2 separate regions of the Homo sapiens genome follow, and region 1 is linked to region 2. Evidence: read pairs that join two places in POLR2A ChIA-PET (ENCODE). Cell type or tissue: endothelial cell of umbilical vein. All regions are shown on one strand. Region 1 overlaps LSG1 (large 60S subunit nuclear export GTPase 1). Region 2 overlaps XXYLT1 (xyloside xylosyltransferase 1).

Evidence for each region. ChIA-PET counts read pairs that join two places held together with the same protein. Peaks named below come from ENCODE experiments on the same cell type or tissue, not always from the same donor. Only the 100,000 strongest peaks of a DNase experiment are listed, where the experiment ranks them.
Region 1: POLR2A ChIA-PET joins it to region 2 with 6 read pairs; 2 of 35 experiments call an interaction of 5 or more read pairs at or near these places.

What each region holds. Positions count from the first base shown.
Region 1 is chr3:194,645,455-194,647,954 of GRCh38, reverse strand. It overlaps LSG1 (large 60S subunit nuclear export GTPase 1), which reads left to right. Exons shown (of 14, transcript NM_018385.3): 12 at 1,712-1,791. TMEM44-AS2 (TMEM44 antisense RNA 2) reads right to left here. Exons shown (of 2, transcript NR_186047.1): 2 at 526-2,500. Among named protein-coding and RNA genes, the nearest start is that of TMEM44, 13 kb to the right of the region's middle. In endothelial cell of umbilical vein, no CTCF peak of the experiment used is centred here; no DNase peak of the experiment used is centred here.
Region 2 is chr3:195,181,999-195,184,498 of GRCh38, reverse strand. The region is part of intron 2 of XXYLT1 (xyloside xylosyltransferase 1); the gene reads left to right. Among named protein-coding and RNA genes, the nearest start is that of XXYLT1-AS2, 35 kb to the right of the region's middle. RefSeq lists an enhancer at 1-261. In endothelial cell of umbilical vein, no CTCF peak of the experiment used is centred here; DNase peaks (open chromatin) are centred at 1,218 and 1,888; H3K27ac peaks cover 2,345 bases.

The DNA.
Region 1 (2,500 bases), 540 kb after region 2:
TATGAATCACACTTAAACCTTGAACTTAGAGACTCTAAAGAGGATAAATACTAAACACTTGTGGTAAGACTATTCTAATTACAGATTCATAGAACAAGAAAAGACCTTAAAGATCACCTCACCTCCTAGCCCCTGCTTTTAAGAGTAATCATCCGAACTCAGAGCCTGAGCTGACCCAAGGTGAGGTGGCTGGTCAGTGGAATAGCCTGGGTGAGATCTCCCTGCAGGATGTTAGCCTGCAAAATGCAGAAAGGTGGACTTCCACCAAACTTCCAGTTTGATTGTACTTCCGATACAACTGAAAATAATGTGAGTCTTTTAAGATGTTTCATCTAATGCTGCCTGATAAAATCAGAGTAAGGAAAAAGCCAGTTTGTAAAAGCAAATGACCACACGTACAATTTCTAAGTTCACTATCTGCAAGTCCATATAGAAGAAAATCTCTGACAGTAAATTTTCAAAGATATTGCCAGATTACTCTCATTTTACTTTGTATTTCTTTAAATACTAGTGAAGTTGAGCATCTTTCCAAATGTTTTGTGACCATTTATTTTTCTTCTGGGAATCACATTTTCCTATACATGGTTCTGTCTTAATGATTTGTAAAAGTTCTTTGTTATATGTGCTACACATTTTTTCCAATGTTAATTTATGGTTTCTTTGGCCCCAAAGAAGTTGACAATTTTAATAGACTATATTTTTCCTTTTTGGTTTGACTGGGTTTGGTGTTTTACTTGGGAAGGTCTTCTCCCTCCCAAAAAGATAAAACTATCTTCCTGTAATATTTACTTACTTTTTTAACATTTAGATTTTTAATCTGACGAAATTTATTGTTGTATATTGTGTAAATTAGGATTCTAACTATTTTCTTCGAAACTGGAAAAGCCAGTCGACAGCTAGTATGTGAGGGAACTGAGTTTTGAACGCAGCCTGTCTGCTGAAGCCGTGTTCTTAACCACCATGCTTCGCTGCTTTTCTAATTGAGTTAGTATTAAAGGGATCTTACTGGGGAAAAAAATGTAGGTACATCATTCAGTAAGAAAACTTCTCTGTTGCTTTCTGTTTTGCAAGTAGTATTGATAGCGTAGCATTCTCCTACAGGTAGCCTCCATGAATAAATGTTTAAAATAAGGAGGCTGGGTGTAGTGCCTCACGCTTGTAATCCCAGCACTTTGGGAGGCCGAAGTGGGTGGATCACCTGAGGTCAGGAGTTCAAGACCAGCCTGAACAACGTGGTGAAACCCCATCTCTACTAAAAATACAAAAAGTAGCCAGGCGTGGTGGCATGCGCCTGTAATCCCAGGTACTTGGGAGGCTGAGGCATCAGAATTGCTTGAACCTGGGAGGTGGAGGTTGCAGTGAGCCAAGATTGTGCCTCTGCACTCCAGCCTGGGCAACAGAACGAGACTCCATCTCAACAAAAAATAAAATAAAAATAAAATAAAGAGAAGAAATAACTGGAGTAGAGAGAAATCGAATTTGTCTTTCATAGCGTGGTGCTAGGTGGCATTTTTAGGATATCAGATATAAGTAAATATTCTCCTGGATTATCTAGTGTTTTTAATGCTAAACAATATATATTCTACAATGATACCTAATTTTTTAAAATCCAAGAGTAAGAATGCTTAGTAATAGAAGCTACATCACCTCAGTTGTCTTTGTTGTGATATTCTGTCATCTAAGATTTTGCAAAATTCTTTTCTCTCCACAGACATGCGAGGATTCATGACAGCGCATGGACAGCCAGACCAGCCTCGATCTGCGCGCTACATCCTGAAGGACTATGTCAGTGTAAGTGAACCCTGCCTCTCATGCTCTCCAATACACAAGTCTTTTCCACATTCTGCGTTCTTAGATAATGGTAACCTGTTCGATTATAAAGGAAATATTTTTTCATTGAAACTGGAGTTGTGTTCTTGATGTAGGGTAGTTAACATTATATGGATTATAGACATTACAAAAGATGGAGATCTCTGAACACCTATTATGAGTGAAAATCACCAATATATGCATCTGGCTTTTTTTGTCTCCTACAGCCCTTTGCTTGTTATGATTGCAACTATTGTCACAGTCTTCTTTGTAGTATAGCTGTTTATATGCCTATCTCTATATTTGCCTAGTAACGATAACAGCTAACATTTCTTGAAAGCTAACCCTGCTAGAAATAGTTCTGTTTTACGTGCGTCTTCTCAGTACAAATATGTAACAAGTCTGTGAGATTACTATTTCTCCTTTTCAAATGAGAACATGCTATTTGGGGGTTTCCCCATAGTAAAATGGAGATGAACAGGGCCTATCTCATGAGATTATTATGGGAAATAAATGAAAACTCTGTGTGTGTGTGTGTGTGTGTGTGTGTGTGTGTGTGTGTGTGTGTGTCTGTCTGTGTGTGTGTGTGTGTGTGTGTGTGTGTGTGTGTCTGTCTGTGTGTGTGTGTGTGTGTGTGTGTGTGTGTGTGTAGCACTAAGCTCAATGCCTGGCACATAATGAGCCCCCAGTA
Region 2 (2,500 bases):
GTGAGTTGGGATTTTAATCATGGTTTCAGTTTAAAGGCAAAGGTTTAATCATGTTTTCGGTTTAAAGATCATGCCGTTCAGTTAGCCCTTTGTTATGATCTAAAGGTGTTTGACAGCTTGAAATCCAAAAGGAGGTCAACTGAGGTATGGAGAGCTCCACATATTGGGCTAAAAGCCAGTCACATTTAGCATTTTGGAAAGTTATGTGAAAAATTGATATCGTCTGTTGTAAAACTGAAGCAATTGCCAAGCTTGTCCATTGTTCTTTTGCACTGAATTAACTCACTCTTAATAAAAGGACCGACACAGGGCCTTACACGGGTGGTCTTTGTGCAGGGCCCACCTGTGTATCTTGCTCTGATGGTTGTCTTTGCTCATAGCTCAATGATGCTGATTAAATGAGTTTAAGTGTGCTGGACAGTGTTGCACAAACTAGGCCATTTGTGTGTCTTTTCTCTTTCTCTTCCTTTGTAGATTATAAATTCAGCCTGTATTCTAACAAAAGATTTTCATTCCAGAATTTAAGGCAGTGTTCTTCTCTCAAAATGATATGCCTCACAGATGGTCTAGGGCAGCCAAGTGGATCACATAGCCCTTCGATCCTGGGAAGTGTCAGGCCTTCCAGTTTTTTTCTGACCATTCAGCCTTCACACTGGTTCCCTTCTAGTCTTGGACTGTTGAGGGGTAGAGTCCTAGTTGGTCCCAAATTGCCCCTTTCCTGGGGACCAGGGTGGGTAACAGTTGGGTTCTGGGCTCCTTGGTAGTTTCACTCCCTTCCTGTTTGCAACCATAGCAGAGCTTTGGATCATTCTGGAGGGACTTGAGTCCCCTGGATTCCTGAAAATGACCTAACCTTTTTGGATTCCTAGAACCAGACCTTCTGGCACTGGCCACAACAGATGGAAGCCAATTTTTCAGAGACCCAAAGGACAGACCAATCGTAGCCTGAATCCCAAGAGTTCAGTGGGAGACACACTGTATTCGTCTGTTCTCACACCGCTACGAAGAAATACCCGAGACTGGGTAATTTATAAATGAAAGAGGTTTCGACTCACAGTTCCACATTGTTTAGGAAACTTACAATCATGGCAGAAGACAAAGGAGAGGCAGGCACCTTCTTCCCAGGGGTCAGGAGGGACTGAGGGCCAGTAGGGGAAATGCCAGATGCTTATCAAACCATCAGATCTCATGAGAACTGACTATTACTAGAACAGCGTGGGGGAAACTGCCCCCATGATCCAATCACTTCTTACCAGGTCCCTCTCACGATGCGTGGGGGTTATGAGGATTACAATTCAAGGTGAGATTTGGGTGGGGACACAGCCAAACCACATCACACACAGTGAGTGGAACAGGGTAATGAATTTAGAGCCCCAAACCTGAACCCCATTCTTGCTTTCTCATTATATGAGCTCATCAATTATTTGTCCTGCCCGAGCTTCCGTTTCTTGACTTATAAAATGAGGATAAGAACATGCACCTCACAAGGCTTTATAGAAAAGAAAGGAGATGAAGTGTGTAAAAACGTGATATAAGCTATCATAACATAGTTAATCTTCTTTATAGATTTAGGAATTCTTCTATTGTTGGTACATACGTTAGTACAGGCACATTAGAAGTTTCTCAGTAATTTTTTGGGGTTCAGGGAGTTGTTTTGGCAGCCCCATGCTAAACGTTTTAATCCTTACCGTTTATAGGGAGGCAGTTGTTTTTATTGTTGAGAGAAAAAATAGATTTCACATAAAGGGATGAAAAATGTAAGGTCTTTTGTTCTTTTTATTAATTTCCTTCCTTTCGTCAGTGACTTTTTGTATTAAGATCTACACTCTTGATGGGGAAAGCAGACCTCGGCTTATTGCTAGGTTTCAGGGGAGTGGGGGAGGAGGGAGAATGAAAAACAAGCAGGATGTTTCCTCCTCCACGGAGCTGTTTATAAGCTTTTGGCAGCATGAGTAACACACTGTGCTCGTCTAGTGAGTCTGGCTCTGCGGCTCTGAGGCTTGCCCATTTGCATATAGGACTAATTGATTTATTGGGAGAATGAGACTTAGAACCTTTAGGATGGAGATGTTACCTTCCAGTCTCTTGTATAGTAAAAGCTACTATGATTACTTTCAGTAGATAAACAAGTTGCTTTATGTAGTTGTCCTCGTCAGGTAATAGCAGCAGCAGCAGCAGTGACAGTTGACATTAACTGAGCAATTATTAGAGGTTAGTCACTATTCTAAGTGCTTTACATGTGCTGATTCCCGATCTGCACTGCCACCATATAAGGTAGGAAGGCGGATATGGTAGTTTCCCATCTTAAAGGCGAGAGAATCCAGCACAGAGGGGTTAAATGACTTGCCCGGGAGCACATACCTCGTTTAGGGGCTGGCACAGTATCTGGAAAGATGATGACTAGGTTTTAGGGTGTTGGATCAATGAGTGAATGAGTAAATATGCCCTTCACAGTGTCTGTCACAAGGCAAGGACTCAACAAATGGCAGTTTTTAGTCAT